2 separate regions of the Mus musculus genome follow, and region 1 is linked to region 2. The links are chromatin loops, found by intact Hi-C in ENCODE. Cell type or tissue: heart. All regions are shown on one strand. Links, peaks and the distances in the headings refer to the core of each region. The heading gives the core; the rest is flanking DNA.

Region 1 (11,575 bases), core at 2,344-10,343, 61 kb after region 2:
TGTGATCTTTCAGAATTTGTAAGCAATTCTGGCTCTCAGAGTCTCCACTGAGGTGTTATTCTAATGAGCCTGCCTTAATAAGTGACTTAGTCCTTTTCCCTTGCAGCTTTTAATATCTTTTTTCTTTGTTCTGTACATTTAGTGTTTTGTTTTGATTATTATTTGTCAGGGTAACTTTTTCTTTCCTGTCTATTTGGTGTTCTGAAAGCTTCTTATATGCTAATAAGCACCTCTTTCTCTAGCTTGGGAAAATGTTCTTCTATGATTTTATTAGAAATATTTTCTCTACCTTTGACCTGGTTTCTTCTACTTCCTCTACACCTATTATATATAGGTTTGGTATTTTCATAATGTCCCAGATTTCCTGGGAATTTTGTGCCTAAAAATCTATTTTTTTTTTTTTTAAGATTCAACATTTTCTTTGACAGAGCTATCTATCCTTCCTCTACCTTGTCTTCAAGACCTGACACTCCCTCTTCCATGTCTTGGAATCTGTTAAAAATTACAATTAATGGCTTATCTCTGAAATTTTTGATTAGCTAAGCTGTTTTTTGTTGTTGTTGTTGTTGTTGTTGTTTTAGACAGGGTTTCTCTGTATAGCCCTGGCTGTCCTGGAATTCACTCTGTAGACCAGGCTGGCCTCGAACTCAGAAATCCGCCTGCCTCTGCCTCCTGAGTGCTGGGATTAAAGGCGTTCGCCAAACCGCCCAGCTGATTAGCTAAGTTTTTAACTTCTAGTTTTATTTCAGTTGAGTTTTTTTTTTTTTTTTTGGCAATTCTATGTCTACTTTCTATTTTGTTTTTTGCATTTTTAAAGAGATTTATTTTATTTATACGAGTACACCACAGCTGTTTCCAAAGACACCAGAAGAGATCCCTTTACAGATGGTTGTGAGCCACTATGTGGTTGCTGGGAATTGAACTCAGGACCTTTGGGAGAGCAGACAGTGCTCTTAACTGTTGAGCTAGTTCTCCATCCCCCTATTTCTTCTTTCATGTCTTAGACTGTTCATTAATTCATTCGACTGTGTTTTCAGAGATGTCATTTAAGGTATTTATTTAAATCCTCTTTAAGGTTCTTGAACATATTTATAACTATTATTCTGAAGTCCCTTTCTTATGCTTCAGCTACATTGTATTTCTACACTGTATTTCTCAGCCTGTTACAACAGGAATGCTTGGCTTCTGAAGGAGGCATATTGTCATGGCTGTTCATGGTTGTGCTTTTGTGCTGGGATCCAGGCATCTAGAGTTTTGATGTTTGAGGTATTTCTTGGTGTAGATACCTGGTCTTATCTTTGCTGGGTGGGTGTTCCATTCCTTAATAGCTGCTGTCCATTCTAGATCCTAGGCTAGTACGGTTGCTATGGCTAGGCTAGTACAGCAGAGAGTACTTCTGCAAGTTGAGGTGACACAAAGGAATGGAGATGAGCTAGAGGGGAACGCTGAGTAGGTCAGTGGTTAAGGGAACCCTGGGTCTACATCAAGAGGTGGATACCTCAAAGAAGGGAGGTGGGGTGGGAGGACAGGCTCCTGTCGCCAGGGTGCTACAGGACTAAGAGTAAATTTGCAGAGATCGGAATGGAGAACAGGAAGCATAGTGAAGATTGCCTACCTGAGTCCCAGCACAGTGTAGCTATTGAGGGGGTCCCTGGTAGGAAGTTTCTCAAGATTTGCAGCTGACACAAAGCAGTGGAGATGGGGAAAAGGAAAGCTGAGAGTCAGATGGGACAGGTAAGAATGCCCTGGACCCGCACCAAGAGGCAGAGTCTCCAAGGAATAGAGGTTGGGTGGAAGAAGGGGTCTGCTGCAATGCTTGCTGCAGTATGACCTCAGTCACTGTATAAAGGGCACATGCTTTATCAATTCTCCCCTAAATTTTTAATTAAACAAATATATCTGTCAGGGAACAAACACAATCTATCTTCAACTCTCATAAATTCATACCTGGGAGAAACACTGGTGACCAAAGACAACCTAACAAGAGTAAAGCAAGCAAGTTTATTAATGCACAGTACACTTCACACAGAGAAGCTTCAGTGAAAGATTATTCAAAGCATGGCTTAGACATCTGACATACATAGAATCTTCAACAAAGATTAGGTTCTTAAACAAGTGATGAGACACTGGCCAGCAAGTCCCAGGAATCCACCTATCTCCACCTTCCCAGGAACAGGGTTACAAGGGCATACTGCCGAACGGGGGTTTGACATGTTCTGGATGACCCACACTGGATTTCACATATTCTGGATGGCCCACACTGGAGTCCTTATGCTTTCAAAGCAAGTACTTGGCCAACTAAGCCATCTTCTCCATCTCATGAAGTTTTTCTGACTCTAGTGCTTCTTATAGTATTTAAACTTAAGGGACATATTTGGGGGTGTAGTATTTCTAGCTTTCTTCATACAACACAGAAACATCACACAGTACCAAAGAATTTCAGGTATATAACAGTTGACAATTCTGTTACAAAATGATTCTCAACTAAAAAAAAAAACAGTTTTCGAGTGATATTTATAAATTATAGACCACAAAGTAAAGCTATACAGACACCGGCAAGAAATTTGAAAACTGCTGGTCTCCAGAAGTTCTGCTGTGAACTCAAGAAGCACAATCAATCAGTGCATATTGAGTCATTAAGACTCAGGTCTCAAAGGATGCTTACAGTTTTAGGGTTACCACTAGTGACTATAAACTCAGTGAATACACACTTTAGTCCAAGTCGATCTTTTTTAAAAGTCTGCTAATCTCTAAAGCCTTTTAATCTCTCTTCATTGTCTGGGTTAGAGGTGGAAATAATTCCTTTCTTCTAATAAATTCTAAAGATCCAGAGTATTTGCAGTTATTTCTTTTCTTTCTTTCTTTCTTTCTTTTTTTTTTTTTTTTTTTTTTTTTTTTGGTTTTTCGAGACAGGGTTTCTCTGTGTAGCCCTGGCTGTCCTGGAACTCACTCTGTAGACCAGGCTGGCCTCCAACTCAGAAATCCACCTGCCTCTGCCTCTGCCTCCCGAGTGCTGGGATTAAAGGCGTGCGCCACCACGCCCGGCTATTTTTGACTACTGCTTACAACCAACTTTAACTGGTTACCTCTTTTTTTTTTCCTTTAATTGATCTGTCTACAGACCTAATTCTGATATTCCAGAAACTGTAACCATTCTGCCTTTAATATCACACGTAACTTTCCTGAAAGTGCTGTAACTCAAATCCTTGCAGACAGGGTATTTCAGTTTTTTTTAAACTTATCAAGTTCATTTATGCTTTTATCCAAGAGTGCAGTTTGTCTCCTACCATTATGTAACGTATTTTGGAAATTAGACTGAGCCCCTTGACTTGTATAAATCAGACCTATACAGCTCTCCACTCTACCAGCCAGTCCTCAGACCCAGCTCAGACCCGGTCAGTCCTCATACCCAGCTCAGACCCAGCCAGTCCTCAGACCAGCTCAGTCCCAGCCAGTCCTCAGACCAGCTCAGTCCCAGCCAGTCCCAGTGTCTTAGTCAGGGTTTCTATTCCTGCACAAACATCATGACCAAGAAGCAAGTTGGGGAGGAAAGGGTTTATTCAGCTTACATTTCCACATTGCTGTTCATCACCAAAGGAAGTCAGGACTGGAACTCAAGCAGGTCAGAAAACAGGAGCTGATGCAGAGGCCATGGAGGGATGTTCTTTACTGGCTTGCTTCCCCTGGCTTGCTCAGCCTGCTCTCTTATAGAACCAAGACTACCAGCCCAGGGATGGCACCATCCACAAGGGGACCTCCCCACTTGATCACTAATTGAGAAAATGCCTTACAGCTGGATCTTGTGGAGGCATTTCCCCAACTGAAGCTCCTTTCTCTGTGGTAACTCCAGCCTGTGTCAAGTTGACACAAAACTAGCCAGTACACCCAGCCAGTCCTCAGACCCATTCAGTCCTCAGACCCAGCTCAGACCCAGCCAGTCCCAGCCAGTCTTCAGACCCAGCTCAGTCCCAGCCAGTCTTCAGACCCAGCCAGTTTCCATTCAGTCCTCAGACTCAGCTCAGACCCAGCTCAGTCCCAGCCAGTCTTCAGACCCAGCCAGTTTCCATTCAGTCCTCAGACTCAGCTCAGGTCCCAGCCAGTTCTCAGTCCCAACTCCCATATCTTGATGAAGTTAAAGACACTATTCATGCTGCAACTACCAAAGTTTAATGATTATTATGTTTAACTAATAAATATTAGCTCTGAAGTATTAACAAGTTAATGAATTAATTTTTAATACTTATTACCATAAAATGTTTCAGCTTATCAAAAAACATTACAAGCCAACTTGATAAATTTTCCCTTTATTTTTCATTCTGGTATATTCTTTTTTTGTTTTGTTTTGTTTTGTTTTTTCAAGACAGGGTTTCTCTGTGTAGCACTGGCTGTCCTGGAACTTGCTCTGTAGACCAGGCTGGCCACAAACTCTGAAATCCGCCTGCCTCTGTCTCCCAAGTGCTGGGATTAAAGATGTGCGCCACCACTGCCCGGCTGGTACATTCTTTCTTGCCTAAATAAAACTTACTAGTATTTTCCGTGCAGTATATTCTGTACAATTTTTTTTAACATTTTTCAAAAGCAAACATACCAGCTGGGGACATGGTTTAGTGACTGAGCACTTGCTAAGCACTGATCAACTTCCTCAGAACTGATTAATAGTCTAGATTCGACTCCCAGTACCACAAAAGAAAAGTAAAAGGCACGCATATTATAAATTACATCTCACACACACACCAAAATCCCTCGATAAATTTAGTTTTAGAAGACATCTCACACATTCAACTCTAAATTCACAATTAGGTGATTATCAGACTGAATATTTTTTTTAATGAAAAATGAGTAACAATAAGCCTAGGTCTAAACATTTCTATAAATCTCTCTCAAGTTAAATTTGTTAAAATACTCAAATATACAAAATTTTCTTTTGGCTTACCTGGGGAGGTCACAATTCTTCTTTTATATTTAGTCTGGTCAAAATCTGAAAGTTCATGCTAGGTGAGGAGAAAGATACACTTAAGTTAAACACTAAGACCTATTCTCTTAAAATACTTTTCCATAATTACAAAGGTTAGCATGGACAAACCTAGGGGCACCACTCAACCCAAGATCAGCATCACTAATTAGACAAACAGCATGTACCTGTTGATTCATCAGAGCAGCCCACACACCAGTCATGTCGTTTTCCTGCCAAGAATACAAAACCAGAATCAAATCAGAAGCTATCCGTTAGACAAACTCAAACTGAGAGACATTCTAATACACACGTCTTCCACCTTGTGCAAGCACTAATGTTACAAGAAACTAGGTGTGGACATCTGTTGTAGATTAAAGGCAACCACACACAATCAAATGTAATGTTCGGACCCCAGGTAGTATCTGCACCAGGGTATGCTTTATCATTGTGGTAATCTGTGTACAAACTATACACTATCCTGTTTATTATCACAATACTAAATTTCTTGGAAAATATCAATAAGGCTTTAAAAGAGAATGTGCTTCACAGGAAAAGCAAGCTAGAGGAGTATGTGTTGGAGTCTCAATTAAGGTTATGTGAGGATAGAATGAATTTGTGTCATGGTCACCGGAACATTGGGAAATATTGCTATTTCTCAAGAAGGGGTTTTGGAAAGCCAGCAAATGTGGGAAGGAACAGAGGAATGCCTGCGACCTTGCTCACCTTCTGGAGAAGTCAGGGTAAATGATGTTCCCATACCTCAGATGATTTTTTTGAAGACAACATTGTTATGCTTTATATAACCTTGACCATGCTGGGCTGTCAAGCAGGCTTCTCAGCTGAACTGTAAACACCTAACTCTGTTATCAGAGGGTGAGGATTTAAAAAAAAAAACCGAATCTGGTCGTGCAAACTGAGGTATGTAATTGGTCTCCCGCTTCTGTTCTTCCAGGATTCATCGAAGATGTGATCTGGCCGACCTCTCACAAGATATTAGCAAAGACCTCAGTGGGGGCCCCGCCTCAAAAATGGCAAGACTCTCCTGGTGAATGGCGCTCTCAAGGGAGGACTACAAGAATGCACATCGCCACAACTTTTCTGTAAGTTTGCAATTACTTCGGAGTAAGATGCTTTCCAGAAGGAACTACAGTGTCTTCCGTGCCTGCTGCACTTTGGTCACCGCCAGCATTGGTTACCAGGACCAAAGCCACGCCCCGTCCGTCGAGGCGGTTTCCCCGAGGGCGGGAACTCTCTAGTGAGCCTCCCCGAGGAAGGCAGGGCTAGCGACCTCCCGCGGCCGCCCAGCAGAGCCCACCGCGGCTTCCACCCATCTCACCTCCACGGGGCACCTTCCCGCCAGGCCGTAGCGGCTTTTGAGACGCTCCACTACCATATCCTGTCCCGGTGGCTTGACCACCCTGCGCTCCATGGTGAGTCTCTGACTGCGGTCGCCCGGGAAACCGGGTTCACAGTCACGTCAGGGCGGGCAGTACGTCACGACGCCTGGCTCCGCCCCCCGAGGACGCCGGAAGCCGGTAGGAGGATACACTACAACCCAGTTCTCGGTTGCCCCTTAGAGTTTCTCAGTTCCAAGTCTTTTACCCGCCATAAATGTGAAGCATGAAAAAGGTGAGTTCTGCCGGGCAGTGGTAGCCCACGCCTTTAATCCCAGCACTTGGGAGGCAGAGGCAGGCGGATTTCTGAGTTCGAGGCCAGCCTGGTCTACAGAGTGAGTTCCAGGACAGCCAGGGCTACACAGAAAAACCCTGTCTCGAAAAACCAAAAGGAAAAAAAAAGGAGGGAGAGGGAGAGGGGGAGGGGGAGAAGAGAAGAAAGATTCCCTTGAGAGCGCTGGCTCGGCCAGCAGGAAGGCGAATAACTTCTCCACAGCAGAGAGCCAGAATGCTCCCCAAGGCTGGAGACCACAGGGACTACAGGGTAAATTTTACTGTGCACTACATAAAATTAGACTAAACAGGGTCTCTTCATCAAAAGTGATTTACAATCACAGAAAAATCAGGACATGTCTGAGCGCTAAGCGCATTAACTGCTGATTATACTCCTTTGCCAGTTTCCATAGGTGGTACAAAAATAATCGAATATAGGCAGGGAAGGTGGAGGCTGGAGGCCAGCCTGGGCTACAGGGTCATAAGCAGTTGGGGCAATTAACTGCCTCAACTACCGGGTGATCTGCCTCATAAAATGAAAAAATGTTCGTTTAAAACACAGAAACCTCTTTCCCAGCTATGCAACAGCACATAGTACTTGGTGTGTTCAACTTATCACACAAGCTCCTACCTGTTCAGTTTTTCTTTGAGATACACTAACACTGAGAAATAGTAGACATGTGTTGTAGCAGCCCCTAAATTCTCTGGATAACTTTTTAACTTACAGAAGTTGATACTTTAGCAATAGACAAAAAACTCACTATAAAAACATTGCCTAAAGAATACTTTTTTGCCAGCTGGAGAGATGGCTCAGTGGTTAAGAGCACTGACTGCTCTTCCAGAGGTCCCCAGTTCAATTCCCAGTAACCACATAGTGGCTCACAACCATCTGTAATGGGATCTGATGCCCTCTTTCTGGTTTATATGAAGACAGCTACAGTGTACTCCTATATGTAAAGTAATCTTTTTTTAAAATACTTTTTGCTAAAAACTACCACCTAGGGGCTGGTGAGATGGCTCAGCAAGGTTAAGACTGCTCTTCCTAAGGTCCTGACTTCAAATCCCAGCAACCACATGGTGGCTCACAACCATCTGTAACGAAATCTGATGCCCTCTTCTGGAGTGTCTGAAGACAGCTACAGTGTATTTACATATAATAAATATTTAAAACAAACAAACAAAAAAAAACCTACCACCTAAACTGTGTAATTGTTTTATTTTGGTTTTCAGGGTAGATTTTTTTTTTGGATTTTTTGTTTTTTTTATTTTTTTTTTTTTCCCCGAGACAGGGTTTCTCTGTGTAGCCCTGGCAGTCCTGGAACTCACTTTGTAGACTCAGAAATCCGCCTGCCTCTGCCTCCTGAGTGCTGGGATTAAAGGCGTGTGCCACCACCGCCCGGCTTGGGGGTAGATTTTAATGAGCTTAAAACCTATCAATGTGAGTTTATACCATCATCAGTGAATAAACAACAGATCACATTGTTCTTATATATCAAGCATCATATAAAATGCCACAAGCTTATTTTTAAACTTCTTTGTTAGAGCTGGATAGCTCAGCCATTAAGAACATTAGACAAGAAAACAGAAATGACTCGATACTTACATTTGGATAATAGAAAATTGTATGGTCTAACTAGATTCTTTTTAGTTCTTCCTGGGGGAGTCGAGTTCCATTCCCAGCACCCAAATGGTGGCTCACAACCTTTGGTAACTCATCAAGTTGTAAACACCTCTACTATAAATAAATAGCAATAGTTAGTTTAACCTGCCATTTTGTCACGTTTTTGAAAGGTCTTTGGGCTGGAGATGGCTCAGAGGTTAAGGGCATTGACTGCTCTTCTGGAGGTCCTAAGTTCAATTCCCAGCAACCACATGGTGGCTCATAACCATCTATAATGCGATCTGGTGCCCTCTTCTGGCCTGCAGACATACATTCAGGCAGAATGCTGTATATATAATAAATCTTTAAAAAAATGTCTTTAATAGCCTTAATGTTTTGAAATAATGTCTCTTAAAAGTATTTGCAACCATGCCACATGCCTGTAACCACAGTGGAGATCAAGAATTCAAGTCCAACCTTAGCAAGGCAATCTTGGGGTACAGAAAAATTAAAAATTTTTAAAAATTCCATTTACTTAAAAATATGGCATTAGCTTCTCAGCTGAAATTTATATGAATTTATATTACACAGGTTTCCAAAAAAGCCACTAAATGGACATGGTTCTTTTTACAAGGCCAAATTGAAGTAGGTTTATTTCATGTACCTGGTTACAAGATTAAGTATTTTTATAGTGGTGCTTGCTATTGTATAAATTCATTAAGTAAGCCATAACCTGCCTTACCTAATCTAATGGTTGGACACAACAGAAATGACTGGATACTTACATTTGGATAATAGAAGATTGTATGGTCTAACTAGATTCTTTTTAGTTCTTTATTGAGTAAGCCCATAAGAACATCCCCTTCTGTTTGCCTAACTTAACACAAACCATATCCAAGTACATTTTCAGTGTTTATCAAACTCTTGATGTTGAAGTTCGAGCTCAGAGTGCTGGCCTTTAGCTGATCTCATTTAGGGTCTTCTTTCCCTGCTGATTCCACCAGGCCCATTCCCTTGGCTGTCTGGTTTCAATGGATAGCAGGTAGGGACAGTGGGAATCTCCTTCATTTGGCTACCTTAAGAGATTCATAGTTACTCCCACCATTTACCCATGCTTCATTGAATTTCTTCACTTTGACACTCAGAGCACTGGGCAGAAATCACATCTAGTTACGGAAGGAACAGACAACTTAGATGCACAAGTAATCAAATGTTTTAAATGTCATGGCTGTTATCAATTATCACTTTATTTCTGCTACAAAATTCACCAGAAAAAGGTACTGCAACAATCTAATATAAAGCAAATCTTTAACCAAAGAACATGGTATAGATCTTTTAAAAATATTGATACTTTATCACAAGAACTAGAGAAAAATCCAATTCTATCATCAGGACCAAGCTGAAGTTTCTGAGGTAGTAGAGACAGGTAACAGAAATGTGAATGGAAAGAAGGAAAAAAGGAAGAGAAGAAAGGAGGATGGGGAGGAAGGAGAGAAGGCTAGCTAAGGAAATGATCAACTTATTTAAAATGTAAAAATTAACGTCTTCAAAAGAGCACAACATATCAAGAAAAGACAGTATCCTACTTAAAAGTTAATTTTTAACTACACAGGAGCATAAAAATGACAGAAGAGCACTTTGGTTAACTCCTATCTTCTGTGGCTCTATCCATATGTCAGTCTATACATAAATGAGCACAGGAATAGCTAAGATTACTATATATATATATATATATATATATATATTTCAAATCTAAAATAAAATTATCTGCATTATGGTCCCCTTATTCAATGATAAGTACCATGCAGGAAGTCCAGATATCTTAACAGGAATTAAAATAAGTTGCATATATCATATTACTTCAATAGTCTGGGAAATTCTATTGCTTTTAACAAAATTTGTATTAGCCATTCTAATATAGATATGTCAGGAGTACATAAAAATAAGTACACCTGAAATACACCAGTGTTTAAACTTTTATTTCACACCATGCAAGATCAATTATTACACACTAAAAAGTGACAACAGCTATAAGCTACAATTTTACATTTATACATCGGAAACATCTGTTTTCAAAAGGTGAACATAATTACTATACTGTCTGTAACAATTACGCATCAATTCAACTGCTTATATAGATAAAACTCACTGTGAAAAATTATTTTATAGCTGTCCACATTCTGTGATACAAATTCTTCTACTAACAGACCCTTTAGGAGAACCAAATGATTCAATCTTTCTCACAGTATCCATGCCATCCTTAACAAACCCAAATACTACATGCTTAAAGTCCAAATGTTCTGCTTTCTTCAGTGTTATAAAAAATTGAGAACTGTTGGTATTCTGGCCGTAATTGGCCATGGATAGTAAGCCAGGACCAGTGTGTTTCAAATCAAAGTTTTCATCGTCAAATTTATCTCCATAAATGGACTGTCCACCTGTTCCATTGTATTTGGTAATATCTCCCCCCTGAAAAAAACAAAAAAATATTTCTGTTAATACTGACTAAACATTAAAACACACAGAATGATAGGGCAAATCACGAATCCTCTATTTCTTTAAGAATACATTTTGACAGCTAGGCAGTGGTGGTGCATGCCTTTAATCCTAGCACCCAGAAGGCAGAGAAAGGTAGATCTCTGTAAGTTTGAAGCCAGCCTGGTCTTCAGGACAACCAGAAGTACACAACACAGAGAAACCCTGTCCCAAAAGAAAATTAAAAGAAAAATTGAAAACTAAGAAATACATGTACTGCTGTTTTGTTCTGGGTGGGGAGGTCAAGTCTGGGGATTCCCTCCTGTCTCTAGCAGGTACAAAGCATTAGAAATTTGGATCCTTTCAGGCTGAATGTTTGAAAGAGAGTGTCCAGTTACAGTGTGGGAAAACTGAAAATTCCCAAGATGAATGAGGATGAGGGGAAGAAGAAATACCTTCCCAAGATGGTGTGGTCTAGTTTTAGCAGATATAACCATGATGTATGTATAGTGACACTTACTTGGCAAATAAAATCTGGAACTACTCGGTGAAAAATGGAGTTCTTAAAACCAAAGCCCTTCTCTCCAGTGCATAATGCTCTGAAGTTCTCAGCAGTTTGAGGAACGATATTTGAAAATAATTCCATGATTATCCGTCCTAGAGGTTCACCATCCGCACAAACATCAAAAAACACCACAGGATTGGTGTCCTTTGATAATTCTGCTGCAAGGGATGTATGTCCATTCTGGAGTTTTATTATATTTTGTTGACATTCTTCAAATTTTTTCTTAAAACTCTCAGTCATTTCCTTTGTCTTAAATCTCACTGCAAGCTGTTCTACTTTTGCTTCTCCATCTGTTATAAGGAGTGGAGGTGGGA
Region 2 (11,575 bases), core at 1,312-9,311:
CAGCACCAACTGGCCTTGGTAGGAGGAGAACAAAGAGGTGGACAGGAAAGAGGGTGGATCTGAGATGAGTTGGGAAAGGGAGTGTGTATGATCAAACACAAAACACACTGTACTAGGAAAAATAAGAAAAGAAAAATAAAAGCTGAAACTTCTAGATGAAAACACAGGGAATTCTGTTCAAGACACTAAGGTGGGCAAGAACTTTCTGGACATTGAACTTCAAGAGCACAAAAACTAGCCCCCAAAATCAACAGATGGGGCTACATCTGCAGAGTCCACAAACAGGTTAGAGAATGGGAAAAAAACCTTTTCAGCTATACTCCAGACATGGAGCAAATAACCAGAATTTACAAAGAACTGCAGAAATTAAATACCTAGGATATGAAATTGCAAATCAACAAATGGGATAATGAATTATAGCAAGAAGGAAGGAAGGGAGGGAGGAAGGGAGGAAGGGAGGAAAGGGAAGGGAAAGGGAAAGGGAAAGGGAAAGGGAAAGGGAAAGGGAAAGGGAAAGGGAAAGGGAAAGGGAAAGGGAAGGGAAAGGGAAGGGAAAGGGAAGGGAAAGAGAAGGGAAAGAGAAGGGAAAGGGAAGGGAAAGGGAAGGGAAAGGGAAGGGAAAGGGAAGGGAAAGGGAAGGGAAAGGGAAGGGAAGGGAAGGGAAAGGGAAGGGAAGGGAAGGGAAGGGAAGGGAAGGGAAGGGAAGGGAAGGAAAGAAGGAAGGAAGACAAAATGACTGAAGGGCCAATAACCATTTTAAAATGTTCACTATCCCTAGTCATCAGGGAACTGCTTTGAAGCAACGCCTCAGCCCAGTCAGAGTGGCTGTCATTCAAGAAATCTGACAAATATTCGAGGATGGAAAGAAAGAAGAGCCATTATATACTGCTGGTGGGAGTCCACACAACCATGGTGAGAATCAGCCTGGCGGAGCCTCAGAAAACTGGGAACAGACCTACTATAGCTCCAGCTATTGTCCTCCTGGCCATAGCACAGAGAACTCCTTATGCTACAGCAGAAAGAGCTGCACCCATGTTCACTGCTGCTATATTTAATACAGCAGGAAAATGCAAACAACTTAGGTGCTCTTCAAAAAGTGAATGAGTAATAAAAATCTAAACATATAGAAAATGGAGTACTATTTAGCTCTAAAGAAAAACAAAATTACAGAACTTGCAGAAAATGGATGGACTTATATAATACATAATATTAAGCAAGGTCTCCTAATCTCAGGGGGAGAAAAAAAATCAATCAAATACATTTTCTCCTCATGTGTGGATCCTAACTCACAATGTGTACATGTATATATAAAAACAAATATACATGTGAGTACGGCATTTAGCACCAGGAACAAGAAAGGCAGTGAGACAGAGAAAAGGCCCACTAGTGAGTTCCCACGTATACTCTAGGCAGTTAAGTCCTCTGAATTCTTTCCCAGGCGTAACACATCTTCACTGCAAAGTACATGCTTCAGTGGGTGGTGGCCACTTTGTGATTCCAAGAGGGGCTGCTATTAACTGACTGGGAGATATAAATTTTAAATTATGATTTTTGCTGTTTAAATATTCCTGTAGGATGTAGTTCTTTGTAAATACTCCTTAATTTAGTGTATTTTATGTTTGAATATGAGTTTTAGCCATCCAGTTAACACAGAATGAAGTAGGAAATGTGTACAAAGCCACCATTCTGAAATTTCTGAGAATTCCTGAGATACTGATTTATTGTCCCTGAATCTCAAAGAGCAACATGTTAGGAATTTGGAAATACTGAGAAGCCACTGTGGAAATCAGTATGGAGATCCCAAAAAAACTAAATATAGAACTACGCTGTCACCCATCTTCACTACTAGGTCAGCACACCACAGAGCTCTGTGCATCCGTGTTCACAGCTGCGTTATTCACAACAGCTGGGAAATGGACGAATCCTTCAAGTCCATCAACAGGTGAGTTAAGAGAAAACGTGGCATATGCACATACTTGAGGGAACTTTATACGGCATAAAGAAAAACAAGATCATGACATTTTCTGAAAACAGATGCAAATGGAATTATGAAAAATGAAATAAACCAGACTCAGGGACAAAGATCACATTATTTCTCATACAGGAGCTTACATTTTAGGTTATGTGCACAGGTATATAGCTATAGCTATATGTTTGTTTTTGCAGGATACTGAAGTAGAAAAGGAATCATGAGAGGGGAGGAAGAGGTTGCAGGGGATGTGGGAAATAGGAATGACAACAGGAAACGTGCTAGGAAGGGACAAAGGAGGACTAGCTGGAGGAAGACCGAAGCCAGCTGGTAAAGGGGCACAGAGGAGGGCAGGGGGCTGGGGCACACAACAAGGTATGACACGTGTGTCAAGTTGCCAAACAGCCACCATTTACAGCACTGTGCAGAAGTGCCTGGTGTATGAGGTTAACACGTTCTGATCAGAGGGAAACGCAAGCATCATTTCTTTACAGACATACAAGATAAAAACTTACTTGACTCTACTGTCATCTGAAGCAGGCTGTCGATGACATTGGATAAGAGCCCTTTACTGGATATTCTCAGGTGTTTTAGGATTACTGGAATGGCTTGGTACTCCAAAAATAAGGTTTTTCCTTCATCTGTCTTCAAGTCCAAACAAAGGGAGTCAAACGCTTGAGCTAGGTAGTCAGCTAGAAACAACACAAACAATCAACCGCCTGTGCGTCAGTTATTCAATCAGAAACAGAAGGCTAAACAAAAAGAACCATCACTTTAGTAAAATAAAAATATAAAAGAATTAAATAACAAGAGGTCCTAAGTTTAGATTCACCCCCCTCACTGAACTCTATGGAACAGGAGAGAGAAAAGGCAGTCCAATTACAACGGCATAAACTCATTTAGCATATTCGTATTTCAGTATTAAAATAAGCCCCACTGAGCAATGGTGGCACATGCCTTTAATCCCAGCACTCAGGAGGAAGAAGCAGGCAGATCTTCGTGAGTTCAAGGCTAGCCTGATCTACAGAGCAAGTTCTAGGACAGCCAAGGCTACACTGAAAAACCCTGTCTCAAAAACCAAAATAATAATAATAATAATAATAATAACTCAATTTTGTTTTTTATACTAAAAAAGGAAAAGTAATGATATTAATTATTATTAAATAGTAGTATTATTATTTACATATTATTATAATTATTATTAAATAGTACAATAGTATACATTGCCGTATTTGGTTATAATAACCACATACTTTTATGAATTTAAACAATATTAGTATTTATATCTTTTTTTAAAGATTTGTTTATTTTATATATATGAGTACACTATAGCTGTCTTCAGACACACCAGAAGAGGGCATTGGATCCCACTATTGATGGTTGTGAGCCACGATGTGGGTGCTAAGAATTGAACTCAGAACCTCTGGAAGAGCAGTTGGTGCTCTTATCCACTGAGCCATCTCTCCAGCCCAGTATTTGTATCTTTAAAATAGCTTCTAAGGTCATATACCTTACTACTGACTTCTAAATGCCCCCTCATTTAAAACTGTCACTATACACAAACTTGCTCAGTGAGTTTTAAACAAGGATTTCTGTCTCTTACTAAAGAGCAAATATCACACCATTCAAAAACAATTTCAAAAAAACCGGGCTATCCTCTGGTCCACTACATTCTGTAACCCACCCATTATTATGAAAGACAGCAAGATTTTACCAAGACCAGAACTAGAATGGCTCTTAGAGAGCAGGCTGCTGGAGGAAAAGGCCAGTGTAACCGTTGTCTTATACAGCCATGAACCTTACAAGCTACAATACCAATCTGTTAGGCAAGCTGTGCCCACTGAAGCAACAGCGGCCTGACTGTCATGCTCTGGTGAAGTCCCTAAGTTCAGTGCCCAGCTGTGGTGTTGGGTGGCTCACAACCCCCTCTAGGCTCCAGTTCCACAGGAACGGACAATTCTGGCGCCCACTAATAAAAACTAAGGAACACTACTGTCATACTTAATCTTTTACTTATAAATGAAACTCTGCAAACAAATGCATACGAAGCAAATGGCTAGGTTCTATTCCGAGCCGCCTGGCTCCCAGCTCTCGTTTGTGTATGTTCCCCTGTTCATGTCCATGCAGAGGACAGACACAGGTGTCTTTCTGTCCTGTTTAAAAAAAAAAAATTAAAATATAATTATATCATTTTCCCTTTCTCATTCTTCCCCAAACCCCCATGTACATCCCCACGCTCAAATTCATGGCCCCTGGCCTCTTTTTTCTTTGTTTTGAGTTGGGTCTCTCACTGAACTTGTTCTCAGCATTCTGGTTACACAGGCTGCTGGCCAGTGAGCCCAAGCATTACACCTGCCTACAGCCCTCACTGCTGGGGTCAGAGATACACACTGCTGTGCTCAGCTTTCATATGGATGTTAGAGACCTAACCTCAGGTCCTTACGCTTGCTCAGCAGACACCCTAGGCACCAAGTCATCTGGCAGGCCCAAACGTTTTTTAAAAAGCAACAATACAGATATACTAGAGAAGCCTGCTGTCTTCACAGAAATAAGCTTCACAGCAGCGCCCTCTACTGTACTTGAGATTACCTGCAATGGCTAGCAGGATTAAGTGGAGTGATTATCACAGGGCTGTTTGTTAATAGTCTTACTGTGTGAGGTCTGCCTGGTCTGAAACATCATGTGTAGATCAGGCTAGCCTTAAATGTGCCTGAGTTTCTCTAGAAACTTGCCTTGGTTTCTCTAGAGCTGATTGTACATGTTCGCCACTGCATCCAGCTTCATGGTACTTTTTTTGTTAAATATTTAACTTACAAACTTAAAAAGACCATCCATCTTTCTTTCTTCTTTCATTCCTTTTTCTTTTTCTTTAATCTTTTGGTCTGGTCTTTTGCTTGTATATTACAGTTTCTTATTTTTGTGTTTTTATGGTGTGTGTGTGTGTTTCTTGTGCTAATTCTTTCTATTTAAAAAATTTGTTTTGTTTTGGCTATTTGTTTTCTAAAGAGAAACAGGAGTAGAGTTAGGTTAGTGCAGAGGATCTTGGAGAAGATGAGGGAGAAGAAATCATGATCAGAATATAGTCAATGAAAAAATTATTTTCAATTTTTAAAAATGAGGAAAAAGTTGTCTCTTAGCAGTTTTCACAGGTAGAAAATAGTATTTGTTTTTTTTTTTTTTCAAAAGCGGTCTTATCTTTTGAAAAGTCTTTATTTACTTGTATATGTATATGTGGGGAATAGAGGGAACGTGTCCATGAATGTGGTGCCTGAAGAGGCCACTAGAGGGTGTGCGATCGTCTGGAACTGGTTACAGGTGCTGTGCGCTGCTCAACAGAAGCCAATCTGTTTATCTCAATCATGGTAGATTTTTTTTTAAAGGTGAGAAATTCTCTGCAGCGACTCCTATGAGGAAGGAGCTCTGCTGCCAGCTCTGACCCCTGCCGAACCTGGTGACTTGGCCAGAGCACACTAAAACTGATGTCTTGTGGACAAGCACCCAGCCTCAGGGGCTTCTGAGTCTTCTGGAAGATCCAGAATAGATCCCACGATGAGAGGAAAATCAGTGCAGAAAAGATCAGGGAGCTAAGCCCAGCTCAAATTCCCAATGCAGGGGCCTGTAAGCCAGTAAACTGAGTGGATTGTTAAAAGATTTCGTCTTGTTTTCTGTGTATGTGTGCACCACATGCATGCCTGGTACCCACAGAGAAAAAGGCATTGGATGCCCTGGAGCTAAAGTTAGAGGCAACTGTAAGCTATCCTACCTGGGTGCTGGGAACCAGACCCAGGTTTTCTTTTTTTTTTTTTTTAAAGATTTATTTATTTATTTTATTTATTACATGTAAGTACACTGTAGCTGTCTTCAGACCCTCCAGAAGAGGGGGTCAGATCTCATTACGGATGGTTATGAGCCACCATGTGGTTGCTGGGATTTGAACTTCGGACCTTCGGAAGAGCAGTCGGGTGCTCTTACCCACTGAGCCATCTCACCAGCCCCAGACCCAGGTTTTCTGTAAGAGCAGCAAGTACTCCTAAATGCTCAGTCACCTTTCAGCCCCATATATGTTGTTTTAAGTTACTTGCTTGGTATTTTATTATATCAAAAGACAGCTAATACAGTCTAAAAAAAACCTTAATTAGGATCTCAAGTAAAACCAATTCTTAAAAATTAACAATGTCTATTGATAATAACAATTGCCTAATTAAGAACATACTATATGACAATCTTTGCTAAACTTTTACATTAATTCTTTCATTTAAGCTTTTAAAAAGTAAACTAGAGACAGGTAATGGTGGCACACGCCTTTAATGCCAGCACTCGGGAGGCAGATGCAGGTGGATTACTGAGTTCGAGGCCAGCCTGGTCTACAGAGTAAGTTCCAGGACAGCCAGGGCTAGCTACACAGAGAAACCCTGTCTTGAAAAACCAAAGGGGGAGGGGAGGGAAGTAAACTAGGCCAGTGTTACACATGTATAACCCCCAGGCCTTGGGACAATGAGGACAAGGATCTAAAGTTCCAGATGAGCCTTGACATACAATGAGATGTCTCAAGCCCACCTGTCTAAAATATCATGATGGAAACTGAAAAAGACATGATCTGCCCATGTCAAAAAGTAGTGGGGCGGGTCAGAGTGAGCTAGCCTGGAGAGAAGAAAAAAGTGTCTGAAGACAGCTAGAGAGAGAGATGGCTCAGTGGTTAAGAGCACTGACTGCTCTTCCAAAGGTCCTGAGTTCAAATCTCAGCAACCACATGGTGGCTCACAACCATCTGTAATGAGATCCGATGCCCTCTTCTGGGGTGCCTGAAGACAGCTACAGTGTACTTACATATAATAAAATAAATAAATCTTTTTTTAAAAATTAAGTTACCTGTGGTGCTGGAGGGCTGGCTCCACAGCTAAGAGCACTTGCAAAGGACCCAGGTTAGGTTCCCAGCACCCACATAGCAGCTCACGACCACTTGCAACCCAGTTCCAGGCGACCCAGGACAGATCTTTGGACCTCCATGGGTACCAGTCACATATATGCACACAGGCACAGCATTCATACATTCAATAACAAGAAATCCTCTTAAAACCATGAAAGATAAAGGACTGACATAATTTTAAAACAGTAAGAGAGAAATCATCTAGCAGAAAAGAGATCAAGGCTATCAACAGAAAAACCTGTAGAAAAGAAACTGATAAATTACATACATGCAAAAGGTTGGAGTGGTGCTACACCTCATTAAGTTCCAGCACTCACAAGGCAGAGACAAGAAAAGCTCTGTGAGTTGCAGGCTAGTCTTATCTACATAGTTAGACCCTATCTCAAAGACAAACCCAAACAAAGTCATTATATGAAGTCATATTTTCATTAAATAAGACTGGAAAGTACTAAAAAAAAATCAGTAACCCTAAATGCTGGAATGGATGGTTCAAGAAATGGCACCACACACACACATACACACAGATACCTACACACACACACACACACACACACACACACATATATATAAAACAGACATACATACTTACACACACATGTACATGCACACCACATACACAGAGACATACACACACACAAACACATGTACATGTAGGTATACACACACACAAACACTCCCCAGACACCAATACATATCATACACCCCACACACATCCACATACACACATCCACACACATATACAAAACACACAAACATATTTACACACACACACACTAGAGGAAAGGATATAATAGTCTCACTTTTTGAAAAAGATGGCAATGTCTGCTAAAATTAGGATGGCATATCCTTTCATACATCAGTGTCAAATTGGTTAGTTTATTGTACATTTTAAAAATGCTAAGGCATGTATATGTCTATGTTAATATTTGCAGTGGCAAATATAAATGAATGAAACATTCCATTGATATCATGTTTAAGTGCTGACTGGCTAAAAAGTTGTGTGTGTGTATGTGTTTTTTTTTTAAAGATACACAGACCACTTTAAAATAACAGACTTAGTCTATACATATGGATCTGAAGTTAAATAAAATACATTTGTGATTAAAAGACATGGGCTCAGCATGGATGGGAAAAAGGTAGGCTACAGAATCCTACACCTAGGTAACTAGTGGCAACTGAAGGAGAGGATGTGGCCTGGGAAACCACTCACATTCCAGGAGATGGCTCTGCACCCACACACATTAGGGCAGCACTAAGTGAACTGGGTGAGTTTTAAAAGAAGAATTCATGAAGTTGATGGGAGACGTGGTAAAGTATAGAGGGAAAGTCAGGAATGAGGCATAGATTTGATGAAAGTACATTATATGGGTATATGGGGAGAGGCTAAGGAGGTCCTGGCAGGTGACCGCTGCTGGCAGAGAGAGGGACAGTCACTTTTCTTTGAGGAGTGGCCACTGATAGGTTGGTTACCCAGGCCTCAGTGGGCAACTCCACACCCATGCACATCTGGGCACTCCTACTCTGATTCAGTGTGTTATTTTTTTTCCAGCTTTTAGAAACTTTCTTTCCCTCCATCATCCTTCCCTTTGCTCACATGTGTGTAGAAAAGCTCATGACCACTCAGTGGCCCGTATGTGGGGCTGCTGACTAGTCCTCGGGGGGACAGCTGGGCACTCAGTAGAGTCCTCAGTAGAGATCTCTTGGAGAGGCACAGAGAGTACCTGCACACCTTCAGACCACTGCTGAGGAGCAGTGAACTCAGGAGCTGGCATAGTTCATTCACCCTGATTCCACTTCTCAGTGGTGGCTTGCTTTTTGTTCTCCATCTCTTCAGGGTTTCTGTAGAGGAAGAGACTGGGCGTGACCGCCCACGGGTGCCCACAGAAGAATACACACAACTTCCCAAGTCAGGATCCACTGCATCAGACCCACTGAGTGAGCCCCCTTTTGTTATTGCTTGGGGTAGCACTGTCCACTTAGTGCAGAGCAGAATCTGTGTTACCCAGAGCGTGATAAGCAGGTTGGCATAAGATGGGGGCTGGTAGGATCAGTGGCCACCAAAAGAGGAAGCTCCATAAAGGCTGTCTGGATCTGGTTGGTTAAAGTCCCAGGAATGAAGGAGGCAGCAATTGGAGTGGCCCTGGTGACAGCAGCAGCAAACAACAGCATGGCTTGCTGGCTAGTGTTCCCAAAGAAGATGATGAAGCCATCCGCAGGCAATGATAGCTCGAGCTGCAGACCACAACTTCCCCAGGCCCTCTCGGATTTAAGATGTCAATAGATAGCATCACTTTTCCTTCTGCGGATGCACCATCTAGAATTCAACATTGGTTCTACCCAAGTTGGGTTCCTGTGGCAAGGAATTTGAGGACATCCTCTTCCTTCATCTACGAACATCAAGAACTCTGTACACTGTGTACGTTTCCTCTAAGTTACAAATGGAAATCAAAAGCAACACTGGTAGGGACGTGTCCTTGGCAGTATGGCAGGGGATCAGAAATATTTTAAAAGGAGAACATCCATTTCATAGAGGGGGGTGTTAGGAGAGGTTAGGGTAGAGGCAACGGAGGAGGAGGATGAGGGGTACATAAGCAAGATGCATTCTATGCATTATGCAATTCTTTAAAAAATTTACAAGTTCAAGAAAAAAGATAAGCATATAGATGTGCTTAAGGACAAAGGATGCTGTAGGTGATGTAAGTTAGGCAGTTAATTATATGCCTCCTGGAGAGTAGTACATTCCTTTTATTCATGAGCGACAGCTTTAAAAATCACCAGATGACTCAAACATAAGCCCATGTAGCTACAGCCGCTTGAATGTGGGCAAAGATGCCAAGTATATAATAAAGACAGCCTCTTCCAAAAATGTGCCCCCAAAACTGGAATATTTCTTCCACATTCCCAGGTAGAAGAATGACAGTGGATCCCCCTCTCTCGTCCTATGACAAAAAGAAGCTCCACATGGATCAAAGACCTCAGTGCAAGACCTCAAACTCAAACTGGGAGAGCAAAAGGCAGGGTGGACACCCGCAATGTAGGTAGGGCAGCAACTTTCTGGAAAGCACTCCAACTGTTCAGGAAACAATGCCAAGTGCAATATCATTACTTCAAAGGCATCTGCATAGTAGAACCAAAGAGATAGCTTCTGAATGGGCAACGGTTTCAACTATACACCTTACAGAGGTTATATGCTCAAAAGTGAAATAAAAAGAAAATTTTAAAATCCCAATCAATAAATGGGCCAATGAAAGAAACAGTCAGTTCTTTAAAAAGATGAAACACACGTGGACAAAAACATAAAGAAAAATGTTCAATTTTACTAGCCATCAGAGATACACAAATAGAACTACAACGAGATTCCTTTTCACCCTAGTCAGGATGGCAGTCCTTAAGAAAAGAAGTACTGGGTGGAGAGATGGTTCAATGGTTAAGAGCACTGCCTGCTCTCCCAGAGGTCCTGAGTTCAATTCCCAGCAACCACATGGTGGTTCACAACTATCTGTAATAGGATATGATGCCCTCTTCTGGTGTGTCTGAAGACAGCAAAAGTGTACTCATATGCATAAAATAAATAAATGAAACCTAAAAAGAAAAGTAATAGCAATAAATGCTGGCAAAAAATTCAGGACACACACACACACACACACACACCCCTACATAACCCTACCTCAGGGCTAGATCATTATATACACTGCTTGGGAGAATGTTAACCTGGCCAGCTTCTATGAAAACCAGTTTGGAAGTATGTCAAAAAATTTAAAACAGATGTACTCTGTGGCCCAGCTACCCAACTCATGTGAACTTCCCCAGGGGGTCCAAGTACCCATCACGGCGACACTTGCACAGTAATGTTGCACTTGCGGTACTGTTTGCAAAAGCTGAGTTATAAAGCCAACCTGGGTGTGTCTAGGAGTGGAGAGCATGTGGTATGTATGCTCAATGGAATTTTATTCAGTCATGAAGAAGAATAAACTGTCATTTGTAGGAAACCGGATGGAACAGTAAATTACCATATTAAGTCAGCCTGTCTCAGAAAGACAGCTTGTCTTCCCTTACTTGTGGGCCCTGGATTTTATATAAATCATGTATGCACACAAGGCATGAAAGTAATGCAGTGCTGTCTGGGGAACACAGGGGACGGATGGGAAGGAGCAAGGGAAAGGGGAGAGAATGGTGTATGGGGGAAGGCATGCTCAAAGTATGTTACGGACTTGCTTACAATGTCTTTATGAAGCTGAGTTCTACGTACTACGAAAACATGGCAGTAGGCATATAAAGGAGACCCTCTGGTGGCACTGCCTGCAATCTGGGCAAGAACTTCAGGGTTCAGCTTTCCTAAGTCACCACCCACTAGGGTGGAGTTTTGGAATAGGTCTTTGTGTCTCCTGTGTTTCTTTAAGTGTGGAATAGTTGGGTAGTCTATTGTTGACCCACATCACTGCATGTAACTCTAAAACACTCACCAATTCACCAACCTAACAATGAATGATTATTACTGTGTACTCGATGCTCTTAGATTTATTATGTTTTCATACCTCTAAGCTTATTCCAGTTGTGGCTGTTATTACATCTGTCACTCCAAAAAGCTTCCTCAAACCTTTCATAATTTTTCCTTCTATCACCAACTCTAGATCTAAGCAATCATTAAAAGTTTGTGTCAATAGGAAGGGGAGAAATGA

What was found. Peaks named below come from ENCODE experiments on the same cell type or tissue, not always from the same donor. Only the 100,000 strongest peaks of a DNase experiment are listed, where the experiment ranks them.
Region 1: it touches region 2 in a loop (2.5-fold over the local background); 4 of 42 quality-filtered maps call a loop at or near these places.

What each region holds. Positions count from the first base shown.
Region 1 is chr10:58,492,778-58,504,352 of GRCm38, reverse strand. It overlaps Ranbp2 (RAN binding protein 2), which reads right to left. Exons shown (of 29, transcript NM_011240.3): 28 at 11,217-11,551; 29 at 10,198-10,690. The coding sequence ends at 10,385. Ccdc138 (coiled-coil domain containing 138) reads right to left here and starts at 6,416. Exons shown (of 16, transcript NM_001162956.1): 1 at 6,291-6,416; 2 at 5,140-5,184; 3 at 4,934-4,991. The coding sequence starts at 6,383. In heart, for the core only: CTCF peaks have their summits at 6,268 and 8,530 (motif pointing left); DNase peaks (open chromatin) are centred at 6,202 and 6,422; H3K4me3 peaks cover 1,759 bases; H3K27ac peaks cover 1,603 bases.
Region 2 is chr10:58,552,987-58,564,561 of GRCm38, reverse strand. It overlaps Ccdc138 (coiled-coil domain containing 138), which reads right to left. Exons shown (of 16, transcript NM_001162956.1): 14 at 2,485-2,661. It also overlaps the pseudogene Gm18042. Among named protein-coding and RNA genes, the nearest start is that of Ccdc138, 61 kb to the right of the region's middle. In heart, for the core only: CTCF peaks have their summits at 4,534 (motif pointing left) and 5,239 (motif pointing right); no DNase peak of the experiment used is centred there.